2 separate regions of the Mus musculus genome follow, and region 1 is linked to region 2. Evidence: chromatin contacts called from ENCODE POLR2A ChIA-PET data. All regions are on one chromosome and are shown on one strand. Each heading gives the region's core, a stretch centred on a gene start or an enhancer-like site at or near the end of the contact. The rest is flanking DNA. Distances are from core to core; before and after follow the strand shown.

Region 1 (7,238 bases), core at 60-2,559, 190 kb before region 2:
AAAGGTGGAGGAAGAGAATTGTCTCCAAAACCCTCTAAACCTGCAGGTGTGCAGTTCCATTCCCATACCCATCTTCTCAAGCACATTTGATATTCTACACTGAGAATATTCTACATCAACTATTTTCAGTCCAACTACTTGATAGGGGCAGTTGGCAGTAAGTTGGAAGCTGTCTTTGTTGTCTTTATATTCTTCAGTAAAATCACATGCTTCCACAGCATAGACAGCTCAGCCATCTAGCACTGGCTACCCTTCCCCTGCCCTACTACTTTATCATTCTAAATCTTGACTATCTTATGGCAGTTGCCCCCGTTTGCATCCTGACCTGGTGGTTTCAGATTTTGCAGTGACTAAGGTAATCATAGCCATCATCTCTGTTCCCAAAATTCCAGTTTTTTGTTTTCATTACAACGGAAATACCATATCTGGGCTACTTAAGCAGAATCGACTAGCCTTATTTGCCCATTTTTGTCCTCTTCCTATATTGGTTCCTTTAAAAAAAAAAAAGTCGAGTACTCACAAGGGTCATTATTTCTAAGTTTTGTGTTTTGCTTGTGTCACCACCACCTTATAGGACTTGTCTGCCCATTATAACAAAGTACTGGTAGTTTTATTTTCTTAAGTGCATTTAGAACCTTAGTATTAAGTCTAGGGCTGTATTGGTGACTTAAAACAATATGGCTAGGCATCATGAAGTCTTTAAAGTCCATTGAAATTTAGATTGATATTGAAGTTGGTGCGTAAATTTGGGGAAGGAATTCGTTTTAGATAACAGAACTTGTGCCCAAAAATATAGGATAAACCGATTTCACGTGGCTCATGCTAAAAGGAAAGCAGACATACTTACGGGTATCCTTGTGGATGTGGTTGGATGAGCTTTGAGACCCAATGTTGGGCTTTTAGTACACTTGGCATGAGTAAGAAAAGCCTGCAGAGTACCGCGGCCACGATCGTTGGTACAAAGTCTACAGACATTCTCAGACTGCTGCCGGATGGAGGTTCAAGTAAGATGAATTAAACAATTACTGGGCTAGTTTCATATAAAAGTAGGGAGGTCGATAAAACAACACCTACGCTAGCAACAGCTATTGCCTTGTACAACCCTGCTATAGAGGTTTTTTTCAACATAGCAACAGTGGACGAGTTCCTGTACCAGTGGCAACGGCAAATGCGAGACACCCGGATATCTAAACGATTACTTCCGCCTGTCATAGCCAGGTTACCCGCAGCAAATGGCGAAATGGCGGCCGGGAGTTAGTGCGCAAGCGTAGCGGAGATCCGCGGCGTGTTCTTACGTCATCACTAAGCGTCGAAGCCATGGAAGGTCCCATAGCTGTAGTGGTCCCCTCCCTTCTGAGCACTTGCCCACGTGCTGTCTGCCACTTAAGCGGATTCACGTGCAGCGGCGGCCCCGGCGTAGCTCAGCTGTGTAGAATTTTCTCCAGCAGATTGGTCAGCCTGGGTAGCAACTCGGTGTCTTCACGTGCTTCCGTTGTGCAGCTGCCTGGTGTCGGCCGGAGCAGGGCGCAGGTACTCTTTGCAAGGGACTGGGTCGGATGTTGAGATGTGCGTTTGGGTCTTTCACTGGCCGGTAGGGCTGGCTCGAGTACGGAAGCTTCTGTACCGGCTGGTGCCTGTATCTTCGGACTCTTCGCCTGGACTGCCCTACAGACAGACGTTCCTGGTCCGGGATACTCTGACATGCGGGGCTGGCTTCTCGAGCGCTTTCCGGGAGTGTGGCTCCTTCCCACACTCGGGCTTCTTCTCTCTCTTTGAGAGAATGGGTTGGTGTCAAAACTATTTTCTGAGAAACTCGGCTCCTCGTAGCAGTGGTAGGCTTTGAACTAACGCGGTTTAGTCCCAGATATTCTGCTCTTAAATACTGCAGTATGCCAGTTTATTTGCACTATTTAGCTGTCTCAGTCAGGACATTTGACAGTGCACCTCGTGATGCTTAGTACCCGGTGCTGTGTGTACAAGAATGGATACAGCCGAATGAAAATGACTTGTCGATCAGGTTGTGGTGGCGTATACCGTTAATTCCAGCGCTTGGAAGGTGGAGCCTGGAGTATTTTTTGGAGCTCGAGGCCAGTCTGGTCTGCATAGTGAGACTGTTTGAAAAAACAAAACAAAGCAAACAACAACAACAACAAAACCCAATACGATTCATCTTATTTTCTCTTTCCAATAATGCTTTCCTTATGTATTAAACGTTTCTTGGAACCAGTAATTTTAGATCGTTATCAGATCCCTCACTCTGGCCATTAATTTTACATTAGTTTTGTGTGTAGTTGTATTTCATCTACTTTTAAAAGTACTTTTTAGAATTAAAGCTTGTACTCAGGGGCCTTACCTGTTAATTCTAAGACTCTCCTATTATAACAAAAAATAAGACTCCCCCCCCCCCCCCCCCCCAAGACAGGGTTTCTCTGTATAGCCCTGGCTGTCCTGGAACTCACTCTGTAGACCAGTCTGGCCTCTAACTCAGAAATCCGCCTGCTTCTGCCTCCCAAGTGCTGGGATTAAAGGCGTGGGCCACCACTGCCTGACAAGATAAGACTTTTAACAATTAAGCTGGACTCGTTAACATTAGGTACCCATTCATTTTTTGTAGGTGTTTATGTGGCTGGCAACATAAAGCTTACAAACTGAGTTGCTTTGGACTTGGGTAGATCCCAGTGTAAAGTCTATTTGTTACATCAGTGCCTTGGGATACTAGATTTTTTTTTCTTTTAAGACTTATTTATTTATTATATCTAAACACACTGTAGTTGTCTTCTGACGCACCAGAAGAGGGTGTCAGATCTCATTAAGGATGGCTGTGAGCCACCATGTGGTTGCTGGGATTTGAACTCAGGACCTTAGGAAGAGCAGTCAGTGCTGAGCCATCTCTCCAGCCTGGGATACTAGATTTTTTTTTTACTGCTTTCCCCTTCTAAACAGGCGCCATTTATTGTGATACTGTTTTGTGTTAAGACCTGTTAAAGCCTATGTTTAGGGAAGGAGGTTTTGTTTAAAGCACAACAGGTTCCTGAATTTTAAAATCACACATAGCCTGACACTCTAATACCGGGGGAGTGTGATTGATTGTCTTAATTTTTTTGGGGGGGGGGGCCTATTTGTTATAGGTAATTTGATAACATTTATATTTTATTAAATGCTGGAGGAATTGAGTTTAGGTCCCCAGCTAGGCAAATATTGTACTACTGTACACCCAATAACCCATATGGTACTTTTTAAAATCACCTGTATAGAGCCGTTAGTGTGGCTTCTCACCCAAAGAAACACATTGAATCAGAAATATTTGTTTTCTCTCATTTTATACGTAACATATGAATTTAAGCTTTTATTATTATTATTACTATGTTTTAATTGTGTGTGTTGTGTGGGGTCAGAGAAGAACTTCTTCTTTTTTTTTGGGGGGGGGGGTTTGGTTTTTTGAGACAGGGTTTCTCAGCCCTGGCTGTCCTGGAACTCACTCTGTAGACCAGGCTGGCCTCGAACTCAGAAATCCACCTGCCTCTGCCTCCCAAGTGCTGGGATTAAAGGTGTGCGCCACCACGCCTGGCTTTTTTTTTTTTTTTTTAAGATTTATTTATTATTTTTATGTAAGAACACTGTAGCTGACTTCAGACACACCAGAAGAGGGCGGGGCAGATCTCATTATGAGTGGTTGTGAGCCACCATATGGTTGCTGGAATTTGAACTCAGGACCTCTGGAAGAGCAGTCAGTGCTCTTAACCACTGAGCCATCTCTTCAGCCCCAGAGAAGAACTTTTAGGGATCCCCGTCCTGGGAAGGGTCTGCTTGTGTATACGGCCACTGCCTGGCAAGTCTTTCCTTTTGCCATGTGGATTCTGAGGATCAAATTCAGGTCCTTAGGCTTGGCAACAAGAACCTTTCCCTGCTGAGCCCTTTAACCACACATTTGAATTTTACGGAAACCAAACCATAAAAGACAAAAGTCAAAATAAAAATCACTATTCAGAAATTACTTTTTTTAAGCCCCCCCCCCCCATGTGTTGTGTATGTATACAAAATGGTATTTACAGGGTCTGGAATGTTACTCAGATGGTAAACTGCTTGCTTGCCTAGCATGCATAAGGCCCTAAGTTTGATTCCCAGAATAGCATAAAACCTTGTTGTGGTGATATACACCTGTAATTTGAGCAGTTCCCTGTAATCCTAGTACTTGGGAAGTGGAGGATCCGAAGTTTAGGGTCATCTTGGCTATATAATGAGTTCAAGGCCAGCCTGGGATACATCAAACTCTGTTAAAGTCTCTTATCTTCCTACTCTTTGGGGTCTATAGAGATACCATTATATGTTTTAATCATTCTTAGTTTTATTTACTTAATTTTACTATGTTGTTCTGATTTTCTTTTTCTTTTTTTCTTCGAGAACGAGACAAGGTCTCTCTCTGTAGCCCTGGCTGTCCTGGAACTCACTAGGTACGCCAGGCTGGCCTCCAACTCACTGAAGTCATTCTGCTTGTGCCTCTCCTAATTTTTCTTAAACTCCTTGATGGAGATACTAAGTACACTTTTCTGTTGACCTTCCTGCTTCAGAACACGTCACCTCTCTAGTCTGCAGATTATAAAACAGATCTATGTCTTTCCTGTGGTGGTGTTTGAAGATTCAGATTTTGTAATTTTTGTAATTAGGTTTATAAACATGCCAGCACAGCTCCCACATAGGGCAGCCAGCCAGTGCCACTTACTTGGATGTAATACAGAAACCTTTCTAGTATTTGGTTCATCTGTATCTCCTTTATTTCTGTGTTAGTGATAGCTTTTCATCATGAATCGGAAGAAGGTGGATAACCGAATTCGAATTCTCATTGAGAATGGCGTAGCTGAGCGGCAGAGGTCTCTTTTTGTTGTAGTTGGGGATCGAGGAAAAGATCAGGTAAGACAGACCTGCTAAATGCTTCCTCAGTTGTTTTGTGCCCTGTCCCAATGAGTTGGCTAGTTAGCTCGGCCTTGTAGGGTTTCAGTGCGCAGAGTCATTGTAACCTCTTTGCTGGTGGAATATATAGTGGGGACGTATGTTCAGTACTTGGAAATGGTAAATTCTGTATATTTAGATTCATGAGTAGACGAGCCAGTATCTTTAGAACCCTGAAATAATGGCTTGGCCTCAAGGCTGAGTGTATGTGACCTAGCTTCTAGTTTCCGTTTGGTTATGACAGTGACCTTAGGTGGTGTCCTTGCAGGTTAGTTTCTATGCTTCAAATGAGGTCTTGGCCTGGCAGTCCTTATGTTGTCTTTGACTCTTAGGTTTTGTGATTTTTTTTTTTTTTTTGTCCTTCTTGTCAGGTGGTTATTCTTCATCATATGTTGTCCAAGGCAACTGTGAAGGCTCGGCCCTCAGTCCTGTGGTGTTATAAGAAAGAGCTGGGATTTAGCAGGTAAGCTTGGGCTTTGGATGTCACATCCACCTTTCAGTGCATACTTAGTTAAATCCCTTGGCTGTGCTTGAGAATTGCGTCTTCTTTCAGACCACTGTTTACCCTCGGAAGCCTTTGTACTTCGTAGCCACCCCTTTCCTGTCTGGCTTCTGCTTCTGAGATCATGCTGACCTTGAGCTCATAGACACCCCTGGAGATTTGATCCCTCCAGGAACAGCGTTTCTCCCTTTCTCCTCTTTAGAGAGCTTCTTACACCAGTTCACCAGTACTAGACAGTTGGTGATTGTTTACCTCTCTCTCTCTCTCTCTCTCTCTCTCTCTCTCTCCCCCCCCCTGTCTCCCTCTCTCCCCTTTCCTATTTTCCTCTCTTCCCCCCCCCCCCCCCCTTTTGGTTTGTGGTTCTGGTTATTGACCACAGTACAGACATCATGTCTGCCTTACTACTGAGTTATATAGCTAGCCTCTTATTTTCTGAAGCTATAATGGTCAAGACTTCTGTTGGCAGGGCTGGAGAGATGGTTCAGTGATTAAAAAGTACTTGCTGTGCAATCCCAACCGCCACACCTTAAGCCGGGCTGCCTGCAGATAGCCTGCAGTTCGAGTTCCAAGGAGTCCAGTACTCTCGGACTTGATAAATGCACGTCCTGCACATGCATGCTCCAGGCTCCATAAATGTGTGCCTGTGCGCGTGTGCTCGCATAGGCACAGATGCAGGCACATAAATCTTGGAGAAGTTTGCAGGAGGACTCCAGAGCAAACACCTATAGGTACCGTGCGAATGCTTGATAATATAAAGGATAAATGAGGGCCGAAGGAGTTAAGGTTTCAGCTCTGCTCCAGGGTAGGTGGTCGGGAGCCAGAGTGCATCTGTTTCTTGGTCACCTCTCATCTCTGCAGATCTGCTCTGTGCTTCCACATGGTGAACTAGCTCACTAGCTCTTTTTTTCCCCTGTCTCTCTGGCAGAAACATACTGAGTTTTATGTGTAAGGCCAACCATATAAAAGTCAGGCTTTCTCCCAAAATTCTTGTGCATAGATGTTCCCAAATGGGGCATCACATATTAATATAGTTAGTCGCAGTCATGCAGAAACCTCTAACTCTGAAGGAGTTTGAGATGAGGTGGACAGTACTCCTTGGCAGATAATCCACTCTGTGGACTGCTCTGGGAACCTTCTTTCATGACTCCTGTGCAGTTACTCAGTCCACTCCCTCCCCTAGCTGCCTCGTACCTAATGTTCTCCTGATGGGCCTCATCTCGCTCATTTGGCCTGTGCTGTGCCAAGTCTCCCCGCTGGCTCCTGTGCTGAGGCTGCCGTTTCCGCCCTGACTTCAACTGCTGAGGTCACTTGTTTCCGTGTCTGTTTCCCTAAAGTTGTCTCCAGCACCTTTCAGTCACACTTGTTCTAATGTAGTGGGACTGACGACGACCTTTTCTTTCCCTGTCAGGGCACTAAGTCTGTCTTATTAGATGGTTTCTTTCATTATCTATTTTTCTATCAATCTAATCTAATCTAATCTAATCTAATCTAATCTATCTATCTATCTATCTATCTATCGACAGGGGTTTTCTGGGTAGTTCTGGCTGTCCTGGAACTTACTCTGTAGATTAGGCTGGCTTTGAACTCAAGATGTACCTGCCTCTACCTCCTAAGTGCTGGGATTAAAGACTGCACTACAACTTCCTGACCCTATTTTTTCTTTTAAAAGTGTATTGTGTATGTGAGTGTGTGTAGGGGGAAGGGAGAGGAAGATAGAGGTATTTGTGAGTATGGGCATGCAGTGTCACCCCATGTGTGTGGAAGACAGATGACAACCTTCTGGAATTGT
Region 2 (6,964 bases), core at 2,705-5,204:
CAGGTACTCCAACAGGCAGCTACTCTTCTAAGCCTTGGATTGCAGTCAGAAAAAGGCATTCAGCATGCTGGGCTCTGGCTGAGCCTGAGGACATGCAGGGCTTTGTTGTGTGCTCAACATTAGTATAATTTGGCTTATGGGGTTAGGGTTTACCTGCCTTTCCCCAAGAGGCTTTATTCCCCAGGTCTGGTCCAGGCCCCACTATACTGAGGGCCTCCCTTGGTACAGAACTCTTTCCCCTGGGCTATGACAACTGGATGGAAATCCCCTTGCCCTCCACTTCCTCTCCTGGAACTGGTGTTCCCAGTGCTGAAGCCACAAATTTAAAGTATGAAGCATGATTATCAGTGGTGACATCATCAACTCTTGGATTGACCTCAACTCTGACCTAAGAGCAGGAACACTGAAAGACAAATATTCTCATTCCAAGAATGTCCTGTGTTAGTGCCAGAAATGAAACCCAAGACAAGGAATATCAAAATAAGCTACACCGAGTAAATACAGTGTCTTCCACACTGGGCCTAGCAGGTCAGCTGCTCTCATTGAAGTCTGACGAAACAATGCTGTGTAGCATGCCAGAAGCAAAGTTCAGTTTTATTATTTAATATCTGTGCAATCTAAGCAAGGGACTAAAATGTTGAGCCCCTTTGTATAACGGGGATAACACTATAGGCAATTTATACCTTGAAAAGACAAAGCATTTATCTGTTCTCACACCACAATCAACACAGAGTGTGTATTTTTTCTATCTCCTCCACTGACACACAAACATGTCAAAGCACACACAGCTGGGTGTCCTCTAGTTCAACTCAATTAAACCCTGACACTGTGAGGAGATAACCCCAGGTCTTATTCTTAAGGTCAGTCCGGCCACAAGTCTGACCAACTGGCTGTAAATACCCTCTTCTGATTTAGTATGCTAGAGTGGCTCACAGAATTTAGGGAGGCACTTATCTATTTCCTGGCTTATTTATAAAGGTTACAAGGCCACAGGTGAAGACCCCCACAGGACAACATAAGAAGGAAGGTGAGTCCCTTGTCCTTCTGGTGTTCAGCTACCCAGAAGCACCAGGAAACTTCTCCTCTTGAAGTTTGTTTTTTTGTTTATGAAGACTTTATTATACATGCATGATTGATTAGAATCTTGGCCATTGATTGATCATCAATTTAACCTTCTGTCTTGCCTCACCCCTCTTGTGGGAGGCTGGGGATAGAAGTCAGAAGGTACTAACCCTTTAAAGACTGCTTTATTCTTTCTGGTGACTAATCCCCACCCTGAAACTACCTACAGGTAGCAAGCTCTTACTTAGTCATTGCCATACAAGAATATATTTTCATTTTGGAGATTCCAGGAATTTTAGGGGTTGTATGCAGAAAATGGGGACAGAAACCTAAACACACAGTTCACAGTTTCACACTGCCAATAGACACTGGCTAGTTTATAAAAGTGGTCATCATATACAGAGTGCTAAGTACAGTGACTATTACTGGTATTCTACATTTTATCGTTCTAAATTTTGCTATCCAGAGTATGTTAAGCCACATTGTTCTAAAGTTTAGCTACCATGAGTATGTTAAGCCACGTCTAATTTGACTTTTCTCCCTTTCCAGGATCCACCTGGTCTCCTCCATTACCTGCTTATTTGCCACTGAAAGCTGCACACAAAGTGACCCTTCCAATTGGACCATAAGGTTGGTCCATCTTAAATAATACATGGTGGCCACCCCTGAAGCTGGTGTCAGATAAGCAGTCTGCTGTTGAATGCATGTCGTGCTCTAAACTGCCATAGCAAACGGCAAGTGCTTTGTTTTCACCCTTGGCTCTGAAGCCTTGCAATGCCTTCAGTTGGGGTGCAGCTACCCAGTGCTTAGTTTTCTAGACTCCGCGCCGTGCAGCTGCCCATCCCCCACACTCCATTCCCATAATGCGGTTTACTGAGCCTGTCATCTTTCCTTTCAGGAAAGCCTAAAAGGTTGTGCATTTAATTTAACATGAGGTTTTAATCAAATGCTTACTTGGCTAATGACAGCTGGAAAATTCAGCCCCAGAAGCCAGCGTGTGGCTCTTTCTGGGAAGCAGACTCAAGAGTCTCTGGTTTCCCTCACCTCTGGGCACATAGTATTAAGAGCTGGGAGCTCTCCCTCCACCTCCTGTCAAGAGGCCTGACTATGAGCACCATTAAGCCCAGGGTGCAGCACCAGAAACTGGGCTCTCCATTCTAATCTACCCATCCCATTTATCCAAGGCTCAGGTGTTGAGAGTACAGACCCCTGGGCTGCTTGCTGCCACAGTGCTGAGACAACACCAGAAGAACCACAATCTACCTATGGTGAGGTGAAAATAGACTCCTAGAGATCCAACTAACAGGGAAAACCGTAGCAGGGCAGCAAGACTCACTTTAGAGGGTTCAGGAGTAGTTTGGTCCACGCACCCATTCTCACTCAATTAGTGTACAGTCAACAGAACACTAACCACAACTTTATCCTCAAAAGTTAGACACCTAAAACAACCTTTGACAAGATTTCCACTTAAGAATTCTCCCAGAATTCCGGTGGTTCACTTCACAGCTTGCTCCTAAGAAAATCCACTCCTGGGGTGGCCCACCCAGCCTGTAGGTCAAGGTTCCCTTCACCCACACCCCCCTCGTGCTTACCATTGGCGTTCTTGCCACAGATGAGATGCTCATAGGGTTGCAGGACTCCCCAGAGCTCGGCGTCGTTGTTGATGACCATCTCCAAGGCCTCAGCGGATACCTCTCCACCTCCTGCCCCTCCGCCATCTGGGCTCTGGCTCGCCAGCACCCTGGCCCGGATCTCCTCCACCAGGTTCTCCATGCAAGCCGTTAGCGAGATGGCCGCGTACTCATGGATGCGCACGGAGATGCGAGTGTCCACCATCCAACGGAAGAAGCGGCCCACGGAGAAAGTGAGGCCGCAGCGCGCCGACTTGCCGCGGCGCAGCCCATCCCCAGCGCTCATGCTGTAGAGGGACAACGCCTTGACCGCTGCCAGTGCGCAGCTCTCGGCCAGCGCCCAGCTGTGCACCAGGCGCACCGCACTCTGCACCTCGAAGCGGGTGCACTTAGCGTGCAGCACGCTAAGGCGCTGCGCCTCCCGGGCCACGCGGATGAGCGCCCGGCGGAGGAGTCCGGCCAAGCGTCTCACAGCCTCGGCGGAGAACGAGGGCAGCCTCCGGCCGCCGACGCTTTTGCGGAGCACCCGGGCCACGTCTCCCTCGGTCCAAGGGAACTCCTCCAGCTCCGGGAGCCGCGGGCAGCGGGAGAAGAGGTCGGCCACTTCGGGATCCTCGGGCAGCACTGTGTTCACCGTGTCCCAGCTGTTGTGGCGGCTGTTCATGGAGCCGGAGTAGCACCACCAGGCCGCCCCGCGGTGCTGCTGCGCCGAAGAGTTGAGCGCCTGCGAGTTGGACTTGGAAGACGAAAGGCTGAGCGAGCGGCAGGAGTCGCCGGCCCCATACCCGGAGTCCAAGGTCAAGTCCTCCAGAGTCTTCAATGTGGAGCTGTATGTCCCGGCCATGGGGGAGCCTCCGCGCGCGGCCTCGCCGAGCGAGGGGCTCTCACTGTTCCATGCCCACTTGCCCCGGGGGAAGGGGGCGGAAACCAGCTCTAGGCTCTCGGAGGCGCCCTCCGTGCTCGCCGCGCCGCGCCTCGGGGCCGCAGCATCGCCCGCGCACAGGCCGCGGGAAGGTAGGCGAAGCTCTCAGCCGGCCGGAGCCCGACGCCGTCCGCGTTCAGTCGCGCCGCTGTCAGCGAACGGACTTCCCAGCCCTCCTCCTCTGAACTCGCGCCGCCAGCTCTCAGCTTCCCTTACAGAGCGTCCGGAGAGTCCATCACCACAGAAAGAATCCCGAGAAAACGGGGCGGCCACCGAAGAGCGAGGCGCCCGAGGTCCGTCTGGGACCAGCCGCTGAGAAAGCGCTCCACAAACTTCTACGGGGCGCGGGTTACAGACACAGATAGGTCCTCTGGAGCGGCCCGCATGCAAATACACCCGGGCGGTTCACCAATCATCAGCCACGCCGGGCAAGGGCTATGCCAATGGTTTCCGAGAGGGGCGGGAAATATGCAAATCACCGAGAATGGGGTGTAGCGGGTGGGTATGGCTGAGGGGGTTGGGTGGGGAGAACAAGCGAGCGAGCTGGCAAGGAGGTGGGGCGCAGAGACCCAGAAAGCCGGGGGAACCCGAAAACAGGCCCCAGCGCTGAGGATTAAAAGATAAACGAAAAGGAAAAGCCCCTATGTGCTGTCCCTTTCCCGCCTTCTATGCTTTAGACTTAGGCAGGCAGCTCCTTGTAAAGCTGTGAGCACCCAGCCCAGGGCAGTAGGAAAAGAAAACTGGGAGGAGACCCGACTCACCTTTCTTGTCGACTTTCTACCAAGCCCCTCCTCCTTCTCTTTTGAGAAATGAAAAGCTATTTATGTTTGGAGGGCAGGGGAGCACCTCTGCTTCTCTTCTCAGATCTATCTAGTTTTGTTTATATTGACTTTAGGCTCCAATCGAAACAGACTATCTTAAACTGGGACCTGAAAATAGCCCGGCACTCAGAGGCCTGTGATCACACCCCTGTATCCACTGTTACAGTCCACTGTTTTCCAAGGATTATCTAGGAGGTGGGAGTCCAAACCTAAAGAATGAACGGCTTTCCTCCTACCGGTGTACTATCAGGCGGATCCTTTTTGTCCAAGGTGGGAGGGAGTGCCTGCAAGGAACCAGATGAAAAACGAGGACCTGCGCTGAACACCTCGTGCATGCAGGTGTTCCCTTTTAAGGACTTGCTGGCATGATGTGCGGGTCCGCAGGTCTTCTTCCCCCTCGGGACTCGGTGCCTCCTGGGTACAGTGAATTGCTGTCCTTCCAGTAGCGCCCAGGTGCACCCCAAGCGGCTCGCTAGAGAGCTACTGATTGCATAGATCCACGCCCAGCTCTCGGAGGACCAGCTGCTCCTCCATAACTATTCACACGCACGTGCACAAGCGTGCACCAGCCCCCCTCCAGCAGGACTGCAAAATCAAAGCGCGGATTGTGCACAACGTTCGTCCCAAGTCCTCTTCGCCAGCTCCTGAATAGCTCCTTTGTGCTGTACTTTACAGTTCTGACCTTGGGCCGTGAGTTGGATACGAACTAGAAAAGTCTGGTTTGTCTCTTTCCTTAAATTAATGATCCCTTTCCCCATAAAGCGATTTTTTATTTGGCAGTTTTACTTAATTTTTTCCTTTCCTGGGGTACATGAGACGTTGCCTCCTGATGCCATAGAATTGGAAACAGAGTCAAGGACGGAAGTACTGTGCAAGGCATAAGTCATCAAATTAACAGAGTCACATTTTATAGAGGCGAAATTAGAAGTTAAATTAGAGGTTCAACTTGTCAGAAAACACGAAAAACCGTTTGATGGATTTAATACCCATTATGAGAAATATAATAAAGGAAATATCGTCCTCTAGTGGATATCCAGAGGAAGTAATTTTTTTTTTTCTTTGTTCATTTTCTTCAAAAGGCTGACTGGGAAGGTACATTAACTAAAAAGGTGATTTGGAGTGCTTCTTACACAAAATATGGGATATTTGTATTGGTGTATTTAAATCACATGATGACTTAAAATGTAAAGATAAACATGCCCAATTTGGATATAGATGTGGTTATTCATATCTGTAACCTCAGGACCGAGGAGATAAGCAGGAGGGCTGACTTGAAGCCAGCCTGGGTTTTGACAAAACCCCAAAAAGAGGATAAAAAGAGAAACACACCAAGAATGAAATCCCGGACTTTCATGGGTGTTAAACTGCCCCACAAGGGTCCTAGACAAATAACTGGATTTCTTTAAGAGATAGCAAGAAAATCGAGGGAAGAAAGAGCAGCTCTGTACATTAAACGATACTTAGAAGATACATCAACCATTCACAAGCTATAGAACATACTTAGGTTTTTAATTTAGAAGTTAATTTAAAGCATTGGGCCAGAAAAGTAGGTCAGTGATTAAGAGTCCATACTGCCTTTGCAGAAGACCCAAGTTCAACTTCCAATACCCACATTGGATAGTCTGTAACTCCAGCACCTTTGGCCTTCACAAACACCTTTCTTTCTCTCTCTCTCTCTTTCTCTCTCTCTCTCTCTCTCTCTCTCTTTCTCTCTCTCTCACACACACACACATACACCACCTAGATCTAGGATTGTTCATGCCAATAATCATACAAAGGAAGTAGCTTTAGGTAATCCTTGGGTGAAATCCCCTATTTTGTTATTTAAAACATAAATTTAAAAAAATCTGGAAATTAGAGTACAAAATGCCCTAAAATTTACCTTGAAAGTGAGGGATTATAATCTGAGCTATCTAAATATAAGTCAAACTGTTTATGAGAAAGGTAGATTACAGTCTGAGCATTGAAGAATGGCCCAGTTTTAGGTAAGTTTGTGGATCATCATTGACAAATTTAGCAGTTATCTTAGCTACTGTGTCCTCTTGACTAGGTCACTGTGAAGGTAAAGTTGGAGTATGATAAACTTTAGGCTAGTGGGCGAATATATAAGGCTGCATGGCACAATTTAAAGAGTTATTTATTTATGTATATGAGTGCGCTCTCTCTCTGCATATAGAGCCTGCAAGCCAGAAGAGGGCATCCCATTTTGAATGGTTGAGAGCTACCATGTGGTTGTTGGGATTTGAACTCAGGACCTCTGGACTCAGAAACTCAGGCCAGTACTCTTAACTGCTGAGCCATCTCTCTACCTCCCTTTTTAAGTTTATTTTAATTTTGTAAGTGTTTTTATCTGTGCACCATGTGTGTGTCTGTTGCCTGCAGAGGACAGAAGAGGATATTGGATCCCCTAGAATTGGAGTTATAGACAGTTATGGGCTGCTATGTGATTCCTGGGAATCGAACCTAGGTCCTTTGGAAGAGCAGCCAGTGATTGTAACTGCTGAGCCATCTCTCCAGCCCAGAATAGG

What was found. ChIA-PET counts read pairs that join two places held with the same protein, here RNA polymerase II (POLR2A).
Region 1: POLR2A ChIA-PET joins it to region 2 with 15 read pairs in Patski. The contact joins the promoter of Nat10 here to the promoter of Abtb2 in region 2. POLR2A ChIA-PET finds 5 or more read pairs at or near these places in 3 of 5 experiments (Patski and embryonic stem cell).

Annotation. Positions count from the first base shown.
Region 1 is chr2:103,755,341-103,762,578 of GRCm38, reverse strand. Nat10 (N-acetyltransferase 10) reads left to right here and starts at 1,309. Exons shown (of 29, transcript NM_153126.3): 1 at 1,309-1,530; 2 at 4,786-4,908; 3 at 5,319-5,410. The coding sequence starts at 4,801.
Region 2 is chr2:103,563,300-103,570,263 of GRCm38, reverse strand. It overlaps Abtb2 (ankyrin repeat and BTB (POZ) domain containing 2), which reads right to left and starts at 3,954. Exons shown (of 17, transcript NM_178890.3): 1 at 2,655-3,954. The coding sequence starts at 3,537.